Linked DNA regions of Mus musculus: region 2 is linked to region 1. A link is a loop called in an ENCODE intact Hi-C map of the cell type or tissue named here. Cell type or tissue: left cerebral cortex. All regions are shown on one strand. Links, peaks and the distances in the headings refer to the core of each region. The heading gives the core; the rest is flanking DNA.

Region 1 (5,968 bases), core at 1,605-4,104:
TCTTATATTTTTGGTTGTGAGCCTAGCCTTTAACGGCTGAGCCATCTCTCCAGCCCAGTTTAATGCTTTCTTAAGAGTTGCCTTAGTCAGTGTCTTCATAGCAATCAAATAGTGACAAAGACATTTTTGTTTTATTTTGTTTTTTGACACAGGGTCTTATTACGTAGCCCTGGCTAGCCCACAGCTTGCTATATAGACCAGGCTGGTCACTAACATACAGAAATCAGCCTACCTCTGCTTTCAAAGTGCTGGGATCAATGGCAAGTGCCACCACACCCAGCTCAACTGTTGATTTTGTATGTTCTATTTATTCTGCCTTTTTTCTTCATTAGATTCCCTAGTGTGGTTACCTATCAGCCTTGGCTTCAAGCCCCTGAGTCTCTCTTTTGCTTGATCCAGTGTACTTTGTGAGGTTTCCTACCATATTCTTGTATGATTTACTGGGTGTCTCTTTCTCAGAATCTCCATCTCCTCTCTGTAGTACTCTTATGTCCAGCGCTGTCTTCTGTCAGCTGCTTGTCTCAGCCCCTTTGAATTTAAGCTCATTTTAGAAATCATTCTTTGTCATTTCATCATCTAGATATCTTTAGAGTTGGTCACTGGAGAGGCAGGAGATTTGGAAGCTTCATGTGACCCTGGGTTCTCGTGTATCTTGTGTCCCTGTGTTGACATCTGTGCACCTGTTGTGATGGATATTTGTCACACTGATATACAGGGACCTTCTTAGTGAGAAGCCTGCTCTTTTTTTATTTTTTATTCTTTCAATACTCCATACATGTTTTCCAGTGTGTATGGACCATATTCTTCTATCACAACCTCCTTCCCAACCCACACATGCCCCAAACTTAGCCCCAACTCCACTTGCTGTTGCTCAGATACACAAGTCTGTAGTCACCTGCTGGGCACACACAATCTACCAGTGGCCTCATCCTCAAATGAGTGACTTCCCCTTCCTCAGAAGCCATTTACTGTGGGATGCAGGGCTTCCCCCATCCATGCTGAAATTCTGACTAGCTTAGTCTTGAGCGCATCACCAAGCAGTCTACTCTTGACATAGTTTGCAATCTTGGTTTCTTATACACCTTTCATGTGAACCCTATGGAACGTCATAGTCACATTCCCGTGTGGCTTTGGCTATGACGGATGGGTTTTGTCACAATCCATATTTTCTTCTTGGTTAGTCTCACAAGAGCGCTGTCACTCTAGTCATTCAGAAAGGTATAATGCCATTAGCAGAAGGTATGGTATGTACCACATGTGGTGGTTACTCCTCTGGTCTTTCCTACAGTGTATGAGCTAACAGGATATGAGCTCTGCCTACACTGTGGTCTTTACAGGTTCAGGTTAAAGTATCTGTGCTGTCAATTCCTGCTGCTGCTATGACGTGAACACAGAGGTGTGGACTTACAGCCCTCTATAGTTAGACATACGTGGGTTATGTTGACTAGGGCTTTTCTTTCTCCTATTCTGTAAGTTAAAGCATCCATCCATGTATGCCTATGGCTGGTCTGCCTTTTTCTTAAAGGAATATAATATGGGTCACTTAGATAGCAAAGTATTATATGTCAGAGGGTGTCAGAAGACGCAGAATTGGGATGGGATGCTTGTCCTCACAAGTGTCGCTGATGGCCTCACTTGTCCACTCCTGTGCACAACTCTTGAATATGTCTGAAAGTTCCTCGAGTAGCTTGTTAAGGGTTTGCTCTCGATGAGATGATTTCTAGTAATTTTCTCCTAAGACCTGGTCAAAACTGGGACAGCATTCACCATCTTCTCTAGCTTGAAATCTCACTAAATCCCTGTGTGACCCTCATGATCGTCATCAGTCTGAGAATGGTCACTACAAGGTCTAGCCTGGGCTTTTAGTAGCACACACCTTTAATCCCAGCACTCCAGAGGCAGGCAAATCTCTGCGAGTTCAAGTATTAGGATAGCAAGAGCTTTGTAGAGAAACCCTGTCTCAAAAAGAAAGAAAGAAAGAGAGAGAGAAAGAAAGAAAGAAAGAAAGAAAGAAAGAAAGAAAGAAAGAAAGAGAGAGAGAGAGAGAGAAAGAGAGAGAGAGAGAAAGAGAAAAGGAAGAAGGAAGGGAGGGAAGGAGGGAGGTAGAAAGGGAGGGAGGATGAATAGATGGTAGGAAGGAAGGAAGGATGGATGGATGGATGGATAGATGGTTTGATGGATGCAAAACAAACACTACAAGAGATCTGGTTGTACTGTGTATGACTCCAAAGGTCTCCCCAGCTTGAGCTTTGGCCATTGCCCTACATGACCTCCAAGATCATTCTCCAAGGTCTTCCTCAGCTTGAGGGGACAGTGAAAAGAGTTTCTCCAATGCCTTAAGGGAAATGACACGGCTACCCTCACCCCATCCTAGGGTGCTCCCCCTGCTTACAGGGAGAAAAGTTGTGACTCTAAGTGTGTGTGGTTTCCTCATGGGGAGGTGCTGTCCACTTAGGATAGCAGTTGATGTGAGCATGGTTGATGTCTTATGGTCACTCAACCGGAGTGAATTCAGAATTCAACAGTGAACTTCATAAGGCCAGAATGTGCTGACGTGGTCACTGAGAGGACGTGAGTGTCTTGACCTTGTGGGTATGTGCTGTCTAGAAGCTGTGACTCTCCCCGGGAGGTGGTGACAGGAAAAGTAGGTACAGCAGCTACATTTGACAATGCAAATGAACAGGCACAGACGACACACCACGCATGTGCACACGGCTGACTTGCACAATGCTCCCATTGTGATTACGGGACAGACACGGGATGAAAAGAATATTTTTAACAAAGTGCTGGCGCTGCGCAGCTGTCCCCATTCGTAACGATCCATTAATGTCTCACGCAAAGAGAAACTGTACAGTTTGTTTGGTTTACCAAGGTCAGCACACTGAGAAGCAATTGTCATCACCACCACAGACCTCCTTACATATTTCCCATTGTTCCGAGCCATGCAGATGAGCGCATTGCGATGCAGATTGTCCACCATTAAAGCCTTTGAGAACAGCTTTGTCATTGGTTTAGCTGCAACTTTAGTTCTTCCAGAGTTCTGTGCCTCAGAAAGGAAAGGTACGGACAGTGGCCCTGCTCGCCATCTTTGGGGGTCTCGGGACCTGGGAGCTGGAAGAAGAGGCCAACCTTGAGCTCAAACTAAGAGATGTACCAGATCCAGAGACACCACAGTCCCTGATAAAGAGGGGTCATGCCAGAAGGAGGGAGGGAGTTGTGGTGGATGCTACAGGGAAGAAACCGGTCCTCAGAATTCTCATGGCATCCAGATACAGGTAAACCCCATGTACCCAGCACACATCACAGATAAGAGCCCTGGGCCCTGGAGACAACAGCCATCCAGAACCCTTGAGCCCACTGATCAGACTCCATTTCTTACCTGCAGACAGAGCACCCTGGAGGGCTCTGCTCACGCTGGAGGAACGAGGTGCCCAGTCTCTGGTCCACCCCATAGAAACTCGAGTATCACAAATGAATGTGCAGGGCCACCTAGGGCTCTCAGAGAAAAACACATCTGCAGTGTCTTCACACAGGACAGACAAGCATTTGGGTGGTGACATGAGAAACCTTAGTCAGGGGCTGGGCAAGTGCTTCTCCTCACTGGTGCTGAGCTGGGCTCTGAAGCTGGAGCTCCCCAGACCCATCCAGATGATGTCACCAGCCATGCAGGAGGCAATCGCTGCTTCCTACAAAACAAAGCATGTGACCTCTTCTATCTTTTGTCCCTGTGATAGAGCTTGGTTTTCCCTGAGCACCAACACTGTCTTACCATCCCTGAGGGTGACTCCAGAGAGCAGGAGGGCAGGTTCTACTCAGGGTGCCAGGGGAAATCCTGGTTTCCACAGACACAGCTGCTCCGTGGGTAACGCCTTGCCCATCTTCCATAGGAGAAGCTCAAGTCCCGAGGGCTTCCCTCAGCGCACAGAGGAAGGAGCAGCACCCCACACTGCGTCCTCTCTGTAGAGTAGACTAGGGCTGTGTCTCACAACTATCCGTTCACAGAGAGGTGGGTGAAAATCACTTAATGCTGTAAAACTATAGGATTGTTTTATTGTTTTGTTTTGTTTTCCTATCAGGTTCAAGTGGTAAGCAATGGCCAAATTTAGAAACTCTGGATGATGACATAGCTACAGTGTTTGGTAAGGACTCTCCACCTGGTCCATGGTGAGGGAGGGGTCGGGCACTCCCCAAGGCTTTACCAGACAGTCAGGCGTCAGTCACAGGCACTGGAGGAACTGATGTGTTTGAGGGCAGAACCACATTCTTCTGGCCCACAGCTTTAGCGCTGACCAAATTCCTTAAGTCATAGAATGACCATCAGAACCAAGTCACCACGCATGGAGCTTTGCCTTGCCACGTGGTGTCCGGAGACCACTGGTATGTCTGTCACCCAGAGACTTGCTTCAAACACCCTGCATCAAGCTCCACCCAAGCCTCCCACATCAGAATCCACATTTACCTGGACATGCTGATGCAGTGTACGACAGAGAGGCCTGAGGCCAAGGAACTCCTCAGCCTCGGATCAGGCAGGACAGTTCCTAGGGGTGAGGACCTGGCCTCTCCCCAGGGTTTCCGCCTTTGTGGCCTCACCTTAGGGCTTCCTACAAAACTCTGGAAGGGCTTGAGCACAACAGGATTGGGCACATTGATCCGACCCACACTGTCCCTCAGTGACAGAGTACAAACTGCAGACGTAAGGCTAAGTTCTCTGGTAGCCACCTGAGAAAGCACGTAAGCAGTGTACAGTGACTGATATGGAGGTCCATCTTTAGCACCAAATCTACAAAGTCCATTGTGTATGACCCTCCCAGAGGCGTCCCCAGGTCTGTCCTGTGAACTGTGCTCACCACCCAGTGCCACACTCATGTCACACTTGGTAAAGTAAGGCCTGCAGAAGCTGCCTGTGCAGTCTGACTTGCAGCTTAGGATCCTGGGGCGTCTGTCTGCCCAGGATCACCAGTCAGATGGGATCAGGAGTAGACTAAGGGAGGGCACGGTGTGAGTGTGAAGCTGCTCTTACAGCTGAGCCTCATCAGGAAGTTTGTGATGGCAATGTCAGGTGACAGGGGCCCTTCCCATGAAGGACCTCTTCCAGAAAGGCCAGGTCTGCTTGTTCCTGAGTCTGGGCTGGGGAATCATTGTGGACACATGGCTGATCGCACGAATGAGTGAATGAGTGTTTCCCAGTTCACCTCTCCTACCCCATCTGCCCTCCTAAACTACTACTGTATCACATGCAGCAGACCTACTTCCCACCATGCAGGTGGCCTCATCTCCTCACACCGAGATGAGCAGACCACACACAAGGTCGAGGTAGCTTCTAAGCCCCATCCATGGGTGGCCATCGTGCTGCAGAGACAGGCAATTTCCAGCTGTTGCTTATTTAGCTTCCACTGTGACACCCACACAGTGTGGGGTGCCATAGGTCTCACAAACAAGCACCCCATTTTACTAAAAGTTCACTGAGAGTTAGAGACACGAAGACAATTCATTCTTACTCAAATCTGAGTGAGTGAGAGATAAGCCAGAACATTGGTTGGCTACAAAGTCCTGGATGCATGTGAGAGACTTCCTGGGAAAGGAAACAGAAGAAGAAAGACTGGCTGGATATAGCGGTGTGTGCACGCCTTTAATCCCAGCACTTGGTGGCAGGGGCAGGCAGATCTCTGAGATCAAGGCAAGACTGGTCTATAGAGTGAGTTCCAGGCTATCCAGAGTTAAACTATGCAGACACTATACAGTGTGTCAAAAGAAAAGATGGACGTGTTTAAAAAAAAAAAACAAGAAAAGTTGTTCTGTCAGTACCTGAAGGCAGAGTCAGGACAGCATGATAATGGACAGGAAAGTGGATCGTGATCAGGGCTAGGGCTAGGCTTTGGAACTGTGACTTCAACATATGTAGTAGATTTTCCTCACTATGGCAAAACTTCAGGGTAACCACTTATAAAGATCAAAGGTTTATCTGGGA
Region 2 (5,968 bases), core at 2,208-4,707, 910 kb before region 1:
GAGCCCTGTGCCCCAGGGGCAGCCCAATAGTGAGCCCTGTGCCCCAGGGGCAGCCCAATAGTGAGCCCTGTGCCCCAGGGGCAGCCCAACAGTGAGCCCTGTGCCCCAGGGGCAGCCCAATAGTGAGCCCTGTGCCCCAGAGTCACTGTTTTCTCAAGTAAGTTTACCCTTTCAAGCCTTCAGTGTAGGGTGGATCTGACCAACTCCTCCACAGTCCTTCACAAATCAGAGTCCTTGCCTTCTTTTTGGTAGGCAGGCTCTTCAGAACTGCGCCTTCCCTGTCCACAGCTTTACACAGGTTTTTCTGATCAACCTGCGAAGTTTTCAAGTCTTTCTTCTCTGCCCTTTCTCATGTTCTCACTGTAAACCTGCCTAAAAGCATGCAGTAGTTCTATGCCATAGACTGCAAGAGGGACTGACTTACAGTTTCCTCTGCTGGGTTAATTAGCTCACTAACACAGTTTCTCACAAAGCTGCAAGTTTTCATATTGAAGTGTAGACCCCCATGTGAAGCTTCATGAGCCTGGTGTCTCTGTTACCGCCACTGTTGCTGTGATGGAACACTGTGACCAAAAGCAACCTGAGGAGGAAGGAGTTTACTTAGCTTACACTTCCCCTTCATAGTCCATCACTGAAGGAACCCAAGATAGGAACTCACACAGGGAAGGACCTGGAGGCAGGAGCTGATGCAGACGCCGTAGATGGGTGCTGCTTACTGGCTTGCTCCCCATGCCTTGCTCAGCCTGCTTTCCTATAGAATCCAGGACCACCAGCCAGGGATAGCACCACCCACACTGGGCTGGGCCCTCCTTCTCAATCACTAACTAAGAAAATGCCCTACAGACGTGCCTACAGCTTGATCTTACTGAGGTGTTTGTTTGTTTGTTTGTTTGTTTGTTTGTTTTAAATTGAGTTTCCTTCTCTCAGACGACTTAAGTTTGTGTCAAGTTGACATAAAACCACCCAGCCCACCTGGCCCCCACTGTCTATATTCCTACTGTATTCTGGAATTCTGGACTCCTGACAGAATCACTCATTTAGCCCAGTCTATAATTTATATCTTAAGCTTTCTCTAGTTTGCATCTTCAAGCTTTTCCAATTCCTCCCCCACACAGACCAGCTCCAGAGGCTAAAGCATCAGAGTCTCAAGGTCACTGCAATGACCCCAGGCCATTGATATCAACTTTCTGCATTAGGTTTTCTTCCTGGGACAAGTCACCTGACATAAATGACGTAGAGGGCAAGTTTTCAATCTATAGCTCTTGACACCATTGATTCTGAGCCTTTGGTGATGCAAAACTTTATGGTGGTTAGGAGCACGTGACTGCACTACTTGTGTAGCATCAAGAAGAAGCAAATCAGAGAGCAGCAGCAAGAGGGGGGACAAGGCAAGATACTGTGTCCAGGGTCACATGATAGTGACATATTTCCTCCAACCAGTCCCTTCTTCCAGACTTCTAGCCCTTCCTAATAGCCTATTCAAGTTTAGAATCCATCTGCAGATTAACTCCGTCAGTGATCACAGCATTTGGGATCCACTTGGTTTTGGAATTCCCTCACGGGTCTAGAGATGTGCTAAACTCATCTCCATCTAATTAAGTAGACCATCAAGAGCAGCCATTATAGCTCGTGTGTTAAAAGGTTGGCTCCCAGGGTGACCCTACTGTAAAGTGATGGAGCCTTTGGGTGAGCTGTGGCAGGAGAGTTTTAGGTCCCTAAAAAATCCACCGTCCAAAACCACCGTCCAAAACCAAAGGCAGAAAGTCTGCTCCAGACATTTATGATCATCCTTCCTACCCTATTGTCATTCTATCCTGTCTCTGTCCCCAAACATGAGTGGGCACCCTTCCGTATTTTTACCTAGATGTGGCTATATTTTATTCTTTCGACCTCTCCTGTTACACCTCTAACACAAGCATCCTGGCTATAAAACAAATTCACACTCTTAATCTGGCTCCTTTCTCAGTGAGGCATAATCTCCAATGATTTTCTCATTTTCTTTACGTCTCTGACCATCAGTGGTCTTTCTGTAAAATCTGGGACATGTTTATCTCGTGGCTTTTATAATGTACCCTGTATGGTACAGGACCACAGTAGGAGCTAACCAAGCAGCATCTAGAAATAGTGTCTCTCTGCATCACAATGCTTTTTTTGGACCAGTGCTGTGGAGTTAGCTCCCTAGGGCCCATGGGTAACCTTCTCAATCTAGTGTCAAGAGCCTGGTTCAGATAGTCTGTGTTACAGTTAGTGTCCCTTTCATTTTCTTCGCAATATGGATAGCAGAAGACTTAACTCTACCTGTACCATACCCATACACCTCTGGGGGACAGCACTGGTCAGATCAGTGGTATGCACAGTGTAGGGCAGTTTTGACTCTGGTGTTGGCAGTAAGGCTGCAGCTTAGAAGAACCTCAAAGCAAATCAGTTTCCTCAATATCTGCAAATGGTGACAGGAGATTTGGGGAAGGTCTCTTGAGAAGAACCCACCGATTCTCTCACCACAGATTCACCAGGTTCCACGTGGGGAGTCCTTACCTAATGCTTCGGGTATGTTTTCTGTTGTTGAGTTGAGTGAACCTTCAGTAATTGGACCTGGAACGGGGGGAAGAGGGGGGAAGAATACAAATCTATAGTTTAACAACATTCTTCCATTTTCACCCACCTCTCTGTGAACGGATAGTTGTGAGACACAGCCCTAGTCTACTCTACAGAGAGGACGCAGTGTGGGGTGCTGCTCCTTCCTCTGTGCCCTGAGGGAAGCCCTCGGGACTTGAGCTTCTCCTATGGAAGATGGGCAAGGCGTTACCCACGGAGCAGCTGTGTCTGTGGAAACCAGGATTTCCCCTGGCACCCTGAGTAGAACCTGCCCTCCTGCTCTCTGGAGTCACCCTCAGGGATGGTAAGACAGTGTTGGTGCTCAGGGAAAACCAAGCTCTATCACAGGGACAAAAGATAGAAGAGGTCACATGCTTTGTTTTGTAGGACGCCGCGATTGCCTCCTGCATGGCTGGTGACATCATCTGGATGGGTCTGGGGAGCTCCAGCTTCAGAGCCCAGCTCAGCACCAGTGAGGAGAAGCACTTGCCCAGCCCGACTAAGGTTTCTCATGTCACCACCCAAATGCTTGTCTGTCCTGTGTGAAGACACTGCAGATGTGTTTTTCTCTGAGAGCCCTAGGTGGCCCTGCACATTCATTTGTGATACTCGAGGTTCTATGGGGTGGACCAGAGACTGGGCACCTCGTTCCTCCAGCGTGAGCAGAGCCCTCCAGGGTGCTCTGTCTGCAGGTAAGAAATGGAGTCTGATCGGTGGGCTCAAGGGTTCTGGATGGCTGTTGTCTCCAGGGCCCAGGGCTCTTATCTGTGATGTGTGCTGGGCACATGGGGTTTACCTGTATCTGGTTCCATGGGAATTCTGAGGACCGGTTTCTTCCCTGTAGCATCCACAACTCCCTCCCTCCTTCTGGCATGACCCCTCTTTATCAGGGACTGTGGTGTCTCTGGATCTGGTACATCTCTTAGTTTGAGCTCAAGGTTGGCCTCTTCTTCCAGCTCCCAGGTCCCGAGACCCCCAAAGATGGCGAGCAGGTCCACCATCCGTACCTTTCCTTTCTGAGGCACAGAACTCTGTCTGGAAGAACTAAAGTTGCAGCTAAACCAATGACAAAGCTGTTCTCAAAGGCTTTAATGATGGACAATCTGCATCCCAATGCGCTCATCTGCATGGCTCGGAACAATGGGAAATATGTAAGGAGGTCTGTGGTGGTGATGACAATTGCTTCTCAGTGTGCTGACCTTGGTAAACCAAACAAACAGTACAGTTTCTCTTTGCGTGAGACATTAATGGATCGTTACGAATGGGGACAGCTGCGCAGCGCCAGCACTTTGTTAAAAATATTCTTTTCATCCCGTGTCTGTCCCGTAATCACAATGGGAGCATTGTGCAAGTCAGCCCTGTGCACATGCGTGGTGTGTCGTCTGTGCCTGTTCATTTGCATTGTCAACTGTAGCTGCTGTACCTACTTTTCCTGTCACCACCTCCCGGGGAGAGTCACAGCTTCTAGACAGCACACACCCACAAGGTCAGGACACTCACGTCCTCTCAGTGACCACGTCAGCATGTTCTGGCTTCGTGAAGTTGACTGTTGGATTCTGAGTTCGTTCACTTAGGTTAATTGAGTGAACACTCATCTCCACTGTGAGGGTCATGTGAACTGCTGTCCTTCTCAGTGGCCATCACCTCCACGTGAGGGACCCACACATGGCAGCAGGGCACAGCTCCTCTCCTGATAAGCAGCAGGATGAGCACTCCAGGATGAGATAAGGTTACCTGGGTACCTGGGAAATCTGGAAACTGCTCTTTCATTGGCCCTGCAACTCAAGAAGACCCAGAGAATCACACTGGGCTATGACCAGGCCTCAAACTGGGAGGACCTTGAGAGTCACCCAGATGTCATCCAGGTCTTAAGCTTGTAAAAACCTCAGGTCTCAGCCCAGTCTCAGGCTGGAGAAGATGTCAGATGTCATAAGGTTTAAGAAATGATAGTGGCCAGCCATGGAGGCGGCAGCGGTGGCAACAGCAGCAACAAGCTCTTCAACGGATACCTGCTGAGCGTTTTGGGGCTGGGTAGCAAGCTTCACATAGGCATGGACACATAGTGAGAGCAGACACATCAGTAAGGAACCCTCCCTGCCCAGGCTCTTCAGAAGCTAACAGGAAAGTAGAAACACTGGAATGTTTCATGCCATTGTTGGGCCATGGAGACTGCTTGCCCTTGTACAAATAGTGAAACAGGCTAGACTGTCCTGTCCAGGCCAGTGCTGGCTGGGGCTGTTAACACTTGGGGCTAACACAATCTCAGATATTAATGAAAACCCTGTAGGGAAAAGCAAGAGAACCAAGGCAGACGACAGCCTTTGGACAGTGACACCATAAGGGCTACCATGCTCTCATATAGCGATCAATGGTTAAGACACCAACTCAATGCTGCCTTGAGAAGCTGATGCTCCCTCCTGCTCGTGAGCGCCCTTCCTTTTCTGAAGCATCTCTCTCTCTCTCAACACTCATTGAGTTCTATGGCTTGTGATGATGCTCTGCGAACATCTGAGACTTCCCAGTCTGGGCTCTGGATGTTAGAAAAAGAAAGATGCTACATAAAGACGATTTCTAACCAGCTTGATGCTACCACAATTAGTACGGTTTTGTAGAACTCCTAAATAATCTAAACCATAGAGACACCTGCTGTTAAGCAGAAGCTTACATTTACACCCCGGCTTTCCTATTTCTTATATACAGAGAGACTAAATATATTTGGGTCTGTTAATAAGCATGCTGTTTCTGCCACATTAGGAATTATGGGTGATGGGGCTGGGGAGATGGATTCGTTGGTAAAGTGCTTCCCTTGCAGGTATGAGGACTTGAGTTCAGATCCCCTTCAAACCCACAGAAAAAGCCAGACCCTATGGTGTGTGGTTATAACCCCAGCAAAGGAGAGAGAGAGAGAGAGAGAGAGAGAGAGAGAGAGAGAGAGAGAGAGAGAGAGAGAGAGAGAGATTGAGAGAGAGGAACCAGGCACTCTTCAGAGCCTGCGAGCTAGCTTGGCCCATATGACAAAGTTCCAGGCTACTGAGAGATTCTGTCTTGGACAAGAGATGGAAGGCACCTGAGGAACGGCCCTCGAGGGTGTCCTCTGGGCTCCATCGCCTATGCATACATGTGTATGCACATATCTCCTACACAAAGACATGCACCCACACCACTACAATGCTTCAGTGATGGATCTAAGCTTTGTAAGATGGAGATCCAGGACACCTGCCACCAAGGGCCAACATGTGACCAATAATTCATAGCTTATAAGTGTTCTTCATTCCCCAATGGAGGAGCTAGAGAAAGGACCGAAGGAGCTGAAGGGATTTGCAGCCCCATAGGAGGAACAACAATATGAACCAAACAGAATCTCCAGAACTCT

What was found. Hi-C counts contacts between places; a loop is a spot of excess contacts. Peaks named below come from ENCODE experiments on the same cell type or tissue, not always from the same donor. Only the 100,000 strongest peaks of a DNase experiment are listed, where the experiment ranks them.
Region 2: a loop joins it to region 1, with 8 times the contacts of the local background. A loop is called at or near these places in 8 of 42 quality-filtered maps.

What each region holds. Positions count from the first base shown.
Region 1 is chr8:11,663,207-11,669,174 of GRCm38, reverse strand. It overlaps 1700016D06Rik (RIKEN cDNA 1700016D06 gene), which reads left to right. Exons shown (of 6, transcript NM_024271.2): 2 at 4,077-4,139. Among named protein-coding and RNA genes, the nearest start is that of 1700016D06Rik, 13 kb to the left of the region's middle. In left cerebral cortex, for the core only: no CTCF peak of the experiment used is centred there; a DNase peak (open chromatin) is centred at 2,744.
Region 2 is chr8:12,577,568-12,583,535 of GRCm38, reverse strand. Spaca7 (sperm acrosome associated 7) reads right to left here. Exons shown (of 7, transcript NM_024279.3): 2 at 2,536-2,592. Among named protein-coding and RNA genes, the nearest start is that of Spaca7, 7.5 kb to the right of the region's middle. In left cerebral cortex, for the core only: no CTCF peak of the experiment used is centred there; a DNase peak (open chromatin) is centred at 3,706.